2 separate regions of the Homo sapiens genome follow, and region 2 is linked to region 1. Evidence: chromatin loops called from intact Hi-C (ENCODE). Cell type or tissue: heart left ventricle. All regions are shown on one strand. Each heading gives the region's core, and the rest is flanking DNA. Links, peaks and the distances in the headings are about the cores only. Region 1 holds the start of LOC107986736 (a long non-coding RNA gene). Region 2 has its middle 18 kb from the start of CCDC201.

Region 1 (7,399 bases), core at 1,992-5,991:
GACTCTGTATTTACTTTTACAATTTCCTATGAGTCTATAACTATTTCTAACTAAAATTTTTCACAAAAGAATAACAGACTTCCATATGGCAAAAGACATTATAAACACATGATAAATCGGGAACAAATATTTGTCATGAGATGACAGAGGGTTAATATCTATAATATATAAGAGCTCTGTTGTATTGATATGGAAAAGTCAAAATGGAGAAAGGATAAGAAAAGAAATTTACAGAGGAGCAAATCTGAACAGCTAACAAATGTGAAAGGATGCTCAAAATTACTAGGGACATTAAAATTTTAAAAGAATGAGATATCACTTTAAAAGAATTATACTAGTAAAAATACAAAAAGTGATAACACCCACTAAGTGACAATCCAAGGAAGATGGTACCCTCATGTATTGCTGGTAGGAATGCAAGTAACACAGCCTAGCTCTACGGCTATAGATTTTAACTTTCTGAAATGCACATATATCGGGGGAAATTCAGCCAGATACAGGTGAAATTCACCCCCGATATTTCACGTAGGTTCTTTTCTATATTCCCTAAGTGTCGGCCAGTCTGAGAAATAAAGGGACAGAGTACAAAAGAGAGAAATTTTAAAGCTGGGTGTCCGGGGGAGGCATCACATGTCGGCAGGTTCCTTGATGCCTCCTGAGCCGTAAAACCAGCAAGTTTTTATTAGTGATATTCAAAAGGGGAGGGAGTGTATGAATAGGATGTGGGTCACAGAGATCACATGCTTCATAAGGTAATAGAGTATCACAAGGCAAATGGAGGCAGGGCGAGATCGCAGGACCACAGGACCAGGGTGAAATTAAAATTGCTAATGAAGTTTCAGGCACGCATTGTCATTGATAACATCCTATCAGGAGACAGGGTTTGAGAGCAGACAACCGGTCTGACCAAAATTTATTAGGCAGGAATTTCCTCATCCTAATAAGCCTGGGAGTGCTACGGGAGACTGGGGCTTATTTCATCCCTACGTCTTCGGCCATAAAAGACGGCCACCCCTCAAAGCGGCCATTTTAGAGGCCTACCCTCAGGAACACATTCTCTTTCTCAGGGATGTTTCTTGCTGAGGAAAATAATTCAGTGATATTTCTCCCATTTTCTTTTGAAAGAAGAGAAATATGACTCTGTTCCGCCCGGCTCACCGGTGGTCAGAGTTTAAGGTTATCTCTCTTGTTCCCTGAACATTGCTGTTATCCTGTTCTTTTTTCAAGGTGCCCAGATTTTATATTGTTTAAACACACATGCTCTACAAACCATTTGTGCAGTTAACGCAATCATCACAGGGTCCTGAGGAGACACACATCCTCCTCAGTTTACGAAGATGATGGGATTAAGAGACTAAAGTTAAGACAGGCATAGGAAATCAAAACGGTATTGATTGGGGAAGTGATAAGTGTCCATGAAATCTTCACAATTTATGTTCAGAGATTGCAGTAAAGACAGGCATAAGAAATTATAAAAGTATTAATTTGGGGAACTAATAAATGTCCATGAAATCTTCACAATTTATGTTTTTCTGCCATGGCTTCAGCCGGTCCCTCCGTTCAGGGTTCCTGACTTCCAGCAACGTTTTAACATGTATCATAAGATTTTGGACTGTCCCGAAGAAATAACAGCACCAGTAGATAAAGGCATATTTATGCATGAGACATTGAATGCAAAGCTATTCCGATGGCAAAAACCTGGAAACAAAGTGAACGCCCTTTAGTAGGCAGATGGCTGGATCAATCATGGTAGCACATTCCCACTGTGGGTTATTATTCAGCCATTAAAGACTATGAATCGGTGGTACCAGGTTAGCCTAAGGATTTCTACTAGGGACAGCTGAATGGGGAGAAATGCTGTAAGGTAATACACAAGTCAATAGGAAACTGGAAAGGGACATCCACAATGTTTTTGACATGAGTCACCCTGGAAGCAAAAAGGAGGAGGGAGAGGAGAAGAAGGCGAGGAAGAAAAAAATAAATTATCATCTGAAAATTATTTAAAATAAATACGTTTTTAAAATGTTGTGTGACCACATGTGCGTATTTAAATGAAATGATGTATCTAAGTGGGTATGTGCACAAATAAATTAAAAGTAATTGTAAAACTTGGACACCTGAAAGTCCCCCAGCCTTTTCTGCTGACCAAGGCCATGGGCCTGGCTCTGTCTCTTCCATGGCTCCCTCCCTCGTGGTCTCTCCTCTCTCCCAGGCAGCAGAGGCCCTACTCTTTGGCAGGCTTGCTTCACTGTTTCTAGGTTCTCTCTGCCCAACCCATGCCCTCTGGACTGTGCCTTCTACCCTCTTAGTTACTCTCCTAAACAGAGTTAGTTCACTCCCTAAGAGAAATTATCCCACTAGCTGACAAAAATGAGCAGTTGACTCACCCTGCCCCTCAGTCTCTGTGTGCCTCCGTGTCACTGTTTGGAAAGGGAGAGATTAATAACAGCCATGTTCTGCTGTGGGGAGCTAGAAACACAGTCCACTGCCTGTCCTAACAAAGTCCTGGGACACTGGGCCTGACCCCACTCCCTTCACTCCCTCTTCTCTCCTCAGCTATGCATCTCCCACAGTTTGTCAGGATGAGAGGCCTTGTCACCTGCTCCCAGATATCAGGTCCTCCCCGGCAGCCTGTACCCAGCATGTAGTTCCCACAGAGCCCACCTCCACCACTACCCCCTGAAATGCGCAAGTCAGCTCCCTGGGGACAATAATCGCTGATCAGCCCGTGTCTCCCAGCTTTTTCTAATCTCCTTAGCACATCTTTTTAAAGAAATGTATTTAAAACTTTCTACCAGTAACTTAATAATTCGAGGCCTTGCCTTCCTGAGGAATTTGCATTTTAATGAGAGGCAGTGCCCTTAGCCCAATAAACAAGGTGAGGCCCAGCCTGGTCACCTCCCAGATGTGGAGAAGGAAACATGGGGTTCACATGAGGAGTTTCAGGACCCAAACCAGCAAATGGCGAACCACACCACTCACCTGGGCCTGGCTCTGCGGTATAGAGGCTTGGGATCTGCATTTGCCAGACCATCCAGAAAGCCGGCTTCCTCGCTTTCCCTTTGTTTTTCTGCTCTTGTAGCTTATAACCCGTCTTGCATTTGCCTAAAGGGCTCAGAGCTTTCTCAAGGTCATTAACTCGAGTCATAGCCGAGCTCACAGGGACTGGAAGGACCATAGCCACACAAGGACCCCCTACTCCAGCCCTGGTCCCCAGCTCAGTCCTCCCAGGAGGAGCATCAGGCTGTCCCAGGGCTTCTTTGAGGACTCCGGGGTTATGGGAGGAGCCCTGGGCTGAAAGTCAGGGGATGAGGGCCCCATGCATGGTCTTAGCCCTAACTCTCCCTGAATGTGCAAAGCCCTTTTCCCTGTCCCTCCTAGTCTGTGAAATGTGTAAGGGTATGGGCAGGTGACACTGGGTCCGCAGGTCCCCAGGCCCCTCCAGCTCCTGTCTCTACAATGCACCAGGGACGGGAGCGCTGGAGATGCTCTGAATCAAACCTAAGCAGATCTATGAGACAACCCGGTTCACTCCTCAAAGGCATGGCCCTCCTTTTTACATGCTTAAGACAGCAACCAGCCCCTTCATCAGTGAGAAGAAACTGCCCTTTGAGGTTTGAAGAGCAGGGTCAGGGTCTTCCACCCTCAGCGCACCCATTGGGCGAGTTCAGTGTCTGCAGTGCAGCGCGCCGCCGGCAGGGGGCGGCAGACGCCAATCCACGGCGTTCGGGACGCGCCAGAGATATTGGGTCCGTGCAGGTGGCTTGGTTTGGGGACCTCAAAGATGCATCCTGCTAACCCGGATCTGATTGCGCGCGCATGCACCGTCTCACCGCGTACTTCTGCTCCCTGCACCCTGCCACAGCCACAACCAGCGCCTGGAACGCAGCTGCTCCTTATTTGTTGAGTGGATGAATGAATGAATGAACGAATGGCGGTGGAAGTCAGAACACAATTTGGTGTGAATAAGGAGTTCCGGTTGAGAATATCTGAAGATGCCCCTCCTACCTTGCTCTGTGGCCCTGCGCAAAAGCAAAACCTCCCTGCCAGGCCATCTGCTCCGAGCTGGCGTCCGGGAAATCAGGGGCCCCTCCTATCTTGCGCTGGTGTCCAGGTACACCCTCACTCCTCCACTACAGGGTCCTTCTGTTGGAGCAGGAGGGAACCGCAGCCTGGAAGGGTGGGTGTGAACCATGAACCCAGATGACCAAGCCAGTGGAGGTGGCACAGGCAGTCCCCAAGGAAGGGGACACGTGTGTCCCGAGGTCAGAACTGAGAAGCTCTTCAACTGCCACTGCATGTTTCTAACTTCTAGAAACCATCAGGATGGATCTAATTTCTCATGTGGAAACTGGGGCTCTGAGCAGGTGAGTGGCCTCACCCACAGTCACACTCAGCTCGCAGCCCTCCTTGCCGTCTTCTATTTGCAGGGAATTTTCTAGGGAGCAGCAGGATGGACATTCACCAGAGGCGCCCATGGGGGCCTGGACAGTCCCCCCAGTTACCTTACATCTCCACTCTCCTGGGAGGAGCAGGCAGGGGCCACTGAGATCCATGGCGGTGGGTGGGGCTGGGTGCTCAACCCCATTTTGGGGAGGGCAGGATGTGGGGAGCAGGGAGCAGCTGGGGCTCCAGGCATTGTCTCAGGCACCTCCATTCCTTTCCCCACATGCAAGGTCATCTTTCTGTTGAAGTCCCTGCATGAATGAGCAGGACACCTCCCTACACAGAGGAGACACAAGGGAAGACAGGAGCCTGCTCACGGGAAAGGAGTGGTTTCCCCACCATCCAGACATGTGGGTCCTGGTGAGCTGTTTGCATCCAAAAGCCAGAGCTCTGCAAACAGCTCACCGGCTAGACAGCAGAGCACAGATGTGGCACATTCAGGTCAGGGCATACACTGATTGCCATCCTCTCCCATCCCTGGCTGCCCTCCACCTCCACACCACCCTTCTGGTGCCAGCTTTTCCTGTTCCCAGTCTGGGGCCTCTTCTCTCACCTCCTCACACTCCATCCTCAGTTCCAAATGCACCTCTATGTGGACGACCCCTAAATGCTTACCTCCAGCTGAGACTTCCCCCTTAATGCCATTTCATGTTTCCAGTCTGTCTGTAACATCTCCACCTGGGTGTCTGTAGGCTTCTCTCACCAGTCATATGCAAAACAGCATCCGGGCTCCCCATCCTCCCCCTGACCTCAGCCTCCCTGAGGACTCCTGTGGGCACCCCCAGCCTCCTTTGGGATACCTGTGACATAAAAATACTAAGAAAAAAATGCCTTTTCACTCTCACTTTCTCCCAAGTGGAGCTTTCTGGCACCTCCATGACTAATGGAATGGAACGGTTGCTTTGTATTCCTATTTTTTAAATTCCTTTGTTTGGATTTCTTATGTTAAACATGGAGAGACATATACACAAAAGTTCCTTGTCCCCTCAATATTTTTAAGAACACCAAGTGCAAATGTTTCAGAACCACTGTTTTAAATCCCATCATCTTCCTTCACCTTCCAGCACTTTCCTTCTCACTCAGAGGAGAGATAACCCAGCACCCTGCAGGAGCCCAGCAACCCCCATGGCCTGTGTCCTCTGCTTCTCCTGCTTTCGGCCTGGTTGAATGCATCACTGAGGATTTTCTATTGGTTCCTGGAATTTAGTGTGATTGTGTCTACCATTTGTGGTAGACTGTTGCTTGGACAGTTATCCTGTGGCATGTCAGAAGAGTCCTGGCGTCCAAAGATGTGACTAGGAGCAGAATAATGTTTTCCAATGCATGGACTAAAACCCTTACGATTTGAAAGGCAATGGAGTTGTGATATTGTGACATGTGTGTTTCTTCATTATGCATTAAATACAACGAGATCCAGCAGAATGTGTAGCAAGCACCGTAATTTCATTTTATTTTATTTTATTTTTATTTCACTTTAAGTTCTGGGATACATGTGCAGAATGCGCAGGTTTGTTACATAGGTATACATGTGCCATGGTGGTTTGCTGCACCTATCAACCTGTCATCTAGGCTTTAAGCCCCGCATGCATTAGGTATTTGTCCCAGCGCTCTCCCTTCCCTTGTCCCCCAACCCCGACAGGCCCCAGTGTGTGATGTTCCCCTCCCTGTGTCTATGAAGCACCGTAATTTTAAAGCACTGGTGAGAAACCATATTTCAGAGTATCTGCCGTAACTGTAATTGGATATGGAACTATCTGTGATTTCTCTTGGTGACAAAGTCACAGGAGCTGGTAATAGCACTGTCACTACCCCTAGGGCAAGTATTAAGGACAGTAAGCATACCTTCACTGCCCACCTGGTGGGCTGGAGCCAACTGGAAACAGGCCAGTTTGATAGAAAATGTGTATGTGTGTGCATGTACATGTGTGTCTCTGTGTGTCCACATGTGTGCATGTGGGTCCATGTGTATGTGTGTGGCTGTGGGTATGTGCATGAGTATGCATGTGTATGTGCATGTGTGTGCATGTGTGCACATGTGTGTCTCAACTCTGCCACTGGTGAGGTGCACTGGAAACTCTGGAGCCTGGCATGCAGCCACAGCTGGACTCCTTCCCACCTACACACCCCCTCCATGGGCAGCTTCAAGTGTGCAGAGCAGACACATTTACCCAGAAGGACACACCAGGGACAAAGAGGAAAAGAGAGACAGGCTTCCTGACCCTCCAGAAGGAAGGGTTGCACGGGAGGAGCAGGGCCACCACTTGCCCCAGGCAGGTCTGGAAGGAACCAGGTCTGAGGGCTCATACCATCCCTGCTCCTCATGTCATCAGTCAGTCATAGCAGGAGAAGCCAAGGCCTCTCTCCCAATTCTGTAACTCCAAAAAGAGCTAGCTCCAGGTTCTCAGGCCCAGGCGTGGAGGAAGAGAGCAAGAGAACAGTTTCTGTACATCAGCAGTTCTCTGTCCTGCTCATCTGCTAGTCTTCACCCTAAAGCTTGGGTCCTCAGGGGCGGCTGGGCCCTCAGGAGAGACTAGCAGTGCCATGAGGCAGGCTACTCCCAAAGCCAGCCACCACTTCTTCATGACTCCTCCTGGGACTAGTTAGCTTCCATCCACAGAGGGCTGTGAAGTGGGTATGAACAGGGCATTACTGAGACTCTGTGGCCACCTGTCCCCTCAACAAACCTCTCCCATGTTTATTTCCTATCTCAAATTATGCTTGTGGTATGTGTCAAGTTGGCTAGACCATGACACCCAGATGTTTGGTCAAATGCCGGTCTAGATGTTGCTGTGAAGGTATGTTTTTAAATGAGATCAACGTTGAAACCAGCAGACTTTGAGTAACGCAGGTGACCCTCCACAGTGTGAGTGGGCCTCATCCAATCGGCTGAACATCTTCAGAGAAAAAGACTCAGGTCCCCCGAGGAAGAGGGAAGTCTGCCTCCAGACTGACT
Region 2 (7,399 bases), core at 1,963-5,962, 590 kb before region 1:
AATCCCACCAAAATCAAGATGGCCACCAGAGTGACCTCTGGTCGTCCTCACTGCTACCCTCCCACCAGCGCCATGACAGCTTACAAATGTCAGGGTAATGTCAGGAAGTTACCCTATTTGGTCTAGAAAGGAGAGGCATGAATAATTCACCCCTTGGTTAGCATATAATCAAGAAATAACCATAAAAATAGGCAACCATCAGCCCTCAAGGATGCTCCATCTATGGAGTAGTCATTCTTTTATTCCTTTACTTTCCTAATACACTTGCTTTCACTTTAATATATGGACTTGCCCTGAATTCTTGCATGAGATCTAAGAACCCTCTCTTGGGGTCTGGATTGGGACCCCTTTCCTGTAACATAATACACTTAAAAACATTTGGCACATTGAAAGATGTCTGTGGTCTATCATTCTTTTCAATTTGCATTTAACAGTTTCATTGAACATATATATGTTCATATGTTTTTGGCTTAGCTGTATTTCTCTGACAATTCTGAAACTGCTTCTGAAAATTCTATCAGTGAGAAAATTATGACAGTGAAAGAGATGTGAGCTAACCCACACCCCATCTTGCCTTTCCCTTAATTATTCCTGGGCTGTTGGGCCAAGCTAACTCTGAGAGACTTTTTTTTTTTTTTTTTTTTTTTTTGAGAAAGATTCTTGCTCTGTCACCCAGACTAGAAAAAGAAAATCTTTCTTTTTCTCTCTTTCTTTCTTTCTCTTTCTCTCTTTCATCTTTCTTTCTTCCCCTTCCTTCCCTTCCTTCCTTCCCTTCCTTCCTTTCCTTCCTTCCTTCGTTCTTTCTTTCTTTCTTTCTTTCTTTCCTTCCTTCCTTCCTTTCTCTCACTCCAGTGTCCAAGCTGAAGTGCAGTGCACTGAACATGGCTCACTGCAGCCTTCACCTCTTCAGCTCAAGCAATCCTCCAACCTCAGCCTCCAAGTAGCTGGGACTACAGATGCATGCCACCATGCCCAGCTAATTTTTGTATTTTTTGTAGTAACAGGATTTCACCACATTGCCTAGTCCGGTCTCAAACTCCTGGCCTAAAGAGAGCCTTACACCTTGGCCTCCCAAAGTGCTGGGATTATAGGCATGAGCCACTGCACCTGCCCAGGAACAGAATATCGACCGCCATTTTAAAAGAATTCAAGAAGTTTGCTTGAATTCATGATCAAGCAGCTCACCAGCTGGGAATAATATAATGCCAATTTTTAGAGTAATGGCTAAATAAATCAGGATATAGCCATAGAACAGAATACTATGTAGAAAGCGAGAATGAAGTATTCCTTTATTTCTTCTTAAGGAAATACCTCTAAGCATAACATTGAGAAAGAATGAGGTATTCCTTTATTTCCTATTAAAGAAAGAACTCTAATCATAGCTTTGAGTGATAAAAGCAGGTCGTACGCTATAATAACATTTAAATAATGCACACAAAATATAGCATATTTTAATTATATAGGAATGTTTATATGCATTCCATATTGCGACAGTTAATTTTACATATCGCATGGCTAGGCCATGGCCGAATACTATCTTAGATGTTTTTGTAAAGGTATTATTTAGGTAAGATTAACATTTAGATCAGTGTACTTTGAATAAAACAGATTACTCTCCGTAGTGGGATGGGCCTCACTTAATCAGTTGAAGGCCTTAAAAGAAATAAGGCTGACCTCCCCCAAGGAAGAAGGAATTACATCTCCAGGCTTTCTTTGGACTCAGGGTGCAACATCACTTCTTCCCTGGGTCTCCACACTGATGGCTGGAGTTACCCTGCCTGCATATTTTGGACTTGCCAGCTTCCACAATTGTGTGACCCAATCCCTTACAATAAATCTCTCTCTCTTCTCTCTCTCTTTCTGTCCCCCTCTCTCTCTCTCTCTCTATATATATATATACACACACATAAATATATATAGATATATACACATATGTATATATACATAAACCTATGTATATATACCTATTCCTTACCAATTCCTTACAATAAATCTCTCTCTATTCTCTCTCTTTCATTCTCTCTCTCTATATATATATGCATACACACATATATATATACATGTATGTATATATACATAAATATATGTATACATAGATATGTGTACATAGATATGTATGTGTACGTAGATATGTTTATATAGATATGTATTTGCACATATGTATATGCACACTTATCTATGCATACCTACATATATTTATGTACACATATGCATGTGTATGTGCACGTATATGTATGTGTACATATATGTATATGCATATATACACAGGTGCATGTATACATGTGTATATATACATGCATATACACATGTATGTATACATGTGTACATCATATATACATATATGTGTATACATACACATATATGTGCATAGATATATATGCACACACATATATATACACACACACACGCAAATGCTCACCCATGCACCTGCTCATACACACACTTCTGGAATTGGGTAGGGAAGGAAGGACAGAAGGGACCAGGGACATTTTAGACTTACCTGAATTGTTTTCATTTTTTAACAAAGAAAACGTATGCAAGCATTAATTTTGCAATTAAAAGGCATTCAAACATTTTGCTGCAGGCACTGACCAATATCCCCTGTGAAATATCGCTAATGTCATGTTACTTACCCCTGTTAATGTTACAAAATTACACTATTTCTGTTTTCTGCTTTCCTAGTTTCCTGTTGCACCGTTTTTGATCTCTGCATGGTTCCACTGTCATCTAGCTTTTTGAAAAACTCATTTTGTTTGCTCTCCTTCCAGGTCCTGGCTTCCTGTCCTGGCCATCCAATCATATCCACCCAGAGCAGGCCAGGTCTGAACCGTCTATTTTCTTCCACTGACATAGAAAGATGAGATGCGTCAGCACCCTTGCAAACATGAAAGCCTAGCCAGTGAAGTGCTGAGTGCTGGAAGCTTTGCCTGGGCATGAACAGGTAGAGAAACTGGAGATTCTGTATCAGATGAAGTGACTCAAAGGGACAGAATGGCCATCTTTGGACAGTTTAAGAGCTTTCATAAGGAAGAGTAATCAGAACTCACTTCATGTGGTGCATGGTGCTGAATCAACAAGATAAGTGTTCCCAGGAAGCAGATTTCAGCCCATCTCAGCTCACTTCAACCTCTGCCTCCCGGGTTCAAGTGATTCTCCCACCACAGCCTCCCGAGTAGCTGGGATTACAGGCATGTGCCACCATACCCAGCTAATTTTTGTATTTTTAGTAGAAACGGGGTTTCACCATATTTCCCAGGCTGATCTTGAACTCCTGAGCTCAAGGGATCCACCCACCTCGGCCTCCCAAAGTGCTGGGATTACAGGCTTGAGCCACAGCGCCTGACCTATATGCGTATTTCATGTCCAAAGAAAAAAGGACTATAAATAAATATGAGAGTCTTGTTATGTGTGCTGAAGTGTTTAGGGGTGAAATGTACTAATGCCACAATTCATTTTGAAATGCCTCCAAATAGGATGGTTTGAGGGATGGATAGTTGAATAGATTATATGATAAACTGAGCATAATGAAATGTTAATTGTAGACTTCAGGGGTGGGTATGGATGTTCACTGCAAAATTCTTTCAACTTTTCATTAAGTTTGAACATTTCTTAAAAGTGTTAATTCATTTATTTTTTAGAGACAGGGTCTTGCTCTGTTTCCCGGGCTGGAGTGCAGTGATGTGATCCTAGCTCACTGCAGCCTCAACTCCTGGGCTCAAGGGATGCTCCCTTCTCAGCCTCCCAAGCTGAAACTACAAGTGTGCTCCACTGCATTTGGCTAATTACCCAGGCTGGTCTCAAACTCTTGTCCTCAAGTGATCCTCCCACCTCGGCCTCCCAAAGTGTTAGGATTACAGGTGTAAGCCCCACACCCCAAACGTTTTTATAATAAAACACTGAAGGGAAATTCTGATGCTGAGACCCTGCACTTACATCTGTTAATGAGATCTTTCCTCAATTAAATATACTGCCATTGGAAATTGGTACATTTCTTCGTCAAGGGCAACAGTTTGTCAAGGGCAACATACACATATTCCTGGGAGAAGTGACACTGTGGGAGATTGTTGAGCTTTTTTACCCCTGAAAATGAACTTGTCGGGGAATACGTTCATGATCTCTCCACAGGTTCTAATAATGAGGGGAGACCTGGGTTCTGCACCTGGCCTTGTTGTCGTGGTTACTGTTGCTTTCAGGCGATGGCACCTGTCCTCCAGGTGTGAGTTTGGACTTGTACTCGCTTTAGCCATATATGGCCACCAGAGGGCGGAGTTACCCAACAGTTGCCTGGAGCATCCACACTCTTCAAACTCACAGCTTGAAATGTCACCTGCAGCCGTCCGAGGTCATCCAGTTATTTTCTTTTTCTTTTCTTTCCTTCTTTCTTTCTTTCTTTCTTTCTTTCTTTCTTTCTTTCTTTCTTTCTTTCTTTCTTTCTTCTTTCTTTCTCCCTTCTTTCCTTTCTTCTCTTTCTTTTTTCTTTTTTCTTCCTTTCTTTTTCTTTCTTTCTCTTTCTTTCTTCTCTCTTTCTTCCTTTCTTTTCTCTCTCTCTCTCACTCCCTTCCTTCCTTCTTTCCATCTTTCCTTCTATCCTTCCTTCCTTCTCCCCTCCTCTCCCCTCCCCTCTTCTCCCCTTCCCGACAGAGTTTCGCTCTTGTTGCCCAGGCTGGAGTGCTGTGGCACGCTCTCGGCTCACTGCAACCACTGCCTCCTGGGTTCAAATGATTCTCCTGCCTCAGCCTCCCAGGTAGCTGGGATTACAGGTGCCCACCATCGTGCCCAGCTAATTTTTGTATTTTTAGTAGAGACGGGGCTTCCCCATGTTGGCCAGGCTAGTCTTGAACTCCTGACCTCAGGTGATCCACCCTCCTTGGCCTCCCAAAGTGCTGGGATGACAGGTGTAAGCCACTGCGGCTGGACATCCACGGCTATTTTCATCATGCCTCACCTTCCCCTGTTGGTTCAGTGACCCTCAAAGGACAGAGCCTCTGTGCCATGGGCCCTTCCCCCGGATCTGTGCATTGCCTAATATGACTGGACCCTCCTCCTCACCCCTCATCCTGCCCCAGCTCCTCTGATGACATCATCGGCTCTGGAGCCGCCACTCAGCCTCTTGCAAGAGGGTCCCCTCCCTCCGACCCCACTGGCCCCTCAGGACCCCAATTCCGCTGGCACCATCTGGAGCAGGGAGTCTTTTTTTTCTCCTATACCCCACGTACTGCAGAATCTAAAGTAGGGTCTATATCCTCCATGCTTCCTGTGGTTGCGTCCAAGACATTTCTCTTCCAAAGGCAGCAGAGTCACCTGCTGTCCCTCTCGGTGACTGCTGTCTGCTGGTCTTCCCCTTACACCTCCTCATCCACTGAGGACTTGGGCTTTCTGTTGACAGTGTTCTCCATCATTCTTGTCATCTCGTTAGAGGGGTTGCTGCCTGGCATCCCCTCTACATCCCCCAGGAGGTTTGCAACAGTGATTTCATACAAGACGTTGGCGTCGTCACCCACGTGGACATGCCAGGCTACTCCCTGAGGGCGTCATCACCCACGTGGACAGGCCAGGCTACTCCCCGAGGGTGATGTCACCCACGTGGACAGGCCAGGCTACTCCCTGTCTCTCTGGGCACCAGGACTGCTGCAGCTCCAGTGACCTTTTCCAGTGTGCCTCTCAGCCACCTCTCCCTGCCTGCGGTCACACCTGGGACCCTCCATCACCCAGAAAGGAGACTTCAGACAGCTCCCCACTGACCTCTCCTCTCTCGTTCCAGAACTCTCCACTTGGCCTCGTAACCTCACTGTCACTCTCTCTGTGTCCACTGCCTTCCTTAATCATCGTTCATAATTAAAATCAACTCCTGCAGGGCGAGGTGGTTCACACCTGTAATCCCAGCACTTTGGGAGGCCGAAGCGGATGGATCACTTGAGGTCAGGAGTTTGAGACCAGCCTGGCCAACATGGCGAAACACCCATCTCTACTGAAAATACAAAAATTAGCCAGGTGTGGCGGTGGGCACCTGTAATCCCAGCTACTGGGGAGGCTGAGGCAGGAGAATCACTTGAATCCGTGAGGTAGAGGTTGCAGTGAGCTGAGATCACACCACTGCACTCCAGCCTGGGCGACAGAGGGAGACTCCGTCTCAAAAAAAAAAAAATCAATTCCTTTGTCTCTCTCTCTCCTGACATTGTTCCCCTCAACAAGGGTGACATGAACGGGCTAGATGTCTTGCGTCTGCACCTGGACAGCCAAGCATCACTGGGAAAGCACACACTCAGCTAAACTTTTACTTTATTTATTCATCTATTTATTCATTTGTTTATTTATTTTAGAGACAGCTTCTCACTCTGTCACACAGGCTGGAGTGCAGTGGTGTGATCAGAGCTCGCTGGAGCCTCCACCTCCTGGGCTCAAGCGATCCTCCCACCTCAGCCTCCCTGGGAGCTGGGATCACAGACGTGCACCACACCATGCCCAGCTGACTTTCTAATTTTCTGTAGAGATGAGGTCTCATCATGTTGCCCAGGCTGCTGTTGAACTCCTGGCCTTAAGCAATCCTCCTCACCTCAACCCCTCAATGTGCCGGGATTACAGGTGTGAGCCACCATGTCTGGCTGTACTGCCCAGGCTGGAGCGCAGTGGAGCGATCTCGGCTCACTGCAATCTCTGCCTCCTGGGTTCAAGCGATTCTCCCACCTCAGCCTTCTGAGTAGCTGGGATCACAGGTGCCCACAAACATGCCTGGCCAGCTTTTATATTTTAAGTAGAGATGGGGTTTCACCATGTTGGTCAGGCTGGTCTCAAATTCCCGGCCTCAGGTGATCCACCTACCTTGGCCTCTCAAAGTGCTGGGATTACAGGAGTAAGCCAGTGCTCTCGGCCTGGACAGACTTTCACTTTAAATTCACAGACTTCAAGTAGGCTGCCTGGCAACCCCTTTACATTCCCCCAGGAGGTTTGCAACAGTGATTTCATACTTCCTCTCTCTCTCCTCAAACCTCCTGTGCTTCCTTCCCTCCCTCTCTTCTGCTCAGCTGAAGCTCACTTCTCTAACGTTATTAGAAGACATCAGAGTGAATGTTCTTTTTTTTTTTCTCTTTTTTGAGACAAAGTCTTTCTCTGTCGCCCAGGCTGGAGTGCAGTGGTGCAATCTCACTCCAAGCTCTGCCTCCTGGGTTCATGCCATTCTCCTGCCTCAGCCTCCCTAGTAGCTGGAACTACAGGCGCCCGCCACCACGCCCGGCTAATTTTTTGTATTTTTAGTAGAGACGGGATTTCACTGTGTTAGCCAGGATGGTCTCAATCTCCTGACCTCGTGATCCACCCACCTTGGCCTCCCAAAGTGCTGTGATTACAGGCGTGGACCGCGCCCAGCCCAGAGTGAATATTCTTATCTTCCCACCACCCACCG

Evidence for each region. Hi-C counts contacts between places; a loop is a spot of excess contacts. Peaks named below come from ENCODE experiments on the same cell type or tissue, not always from the same donor. Only the 100,000 strongest peaks of a DNase experiment are listed, where the experiment ranks them.
Region 2: it touches region 1 in a loop (6-fold over the local background); 7 of 110 quality-filtered maps call a loop at or near these places.

Annotation. Positions count from the first base shown.
Region 1 is chr7:45,256,504-45,263,902 of GRCh38, reverse strand. It overlaps LOC107986736 (a long non-coding RNA gene), which reads left to right and starts at 3,839. Exons shown (of 2, transcript XR_001745014.1): 1 at 3,839-4,367; 2 at 5,511-5,868. In heart left ventricle, for the core only: CTCF peaks have their summits at 3,497 and 3,696 (motif pointing right); a DNase peak (open chromatin) is centred at 3,712; H3K27me3 peaks cover 1,551 bases.
Region 2 is chr7:45,851,327-45,858,725 of GRCh38, reverse strand. No RefSeq gene overlaps it. Among named protein-coding and RNA genes, the nearest start is that of CCDC201, 18 kb to the left of the region's middle. In heart left ventricle, for the core only: a CTCF peak has its summit at 4,251 (motif pointing right); a DNase peak (open chromatin) is centred at 4,263; H3K27me3 peaks cover 393 bases.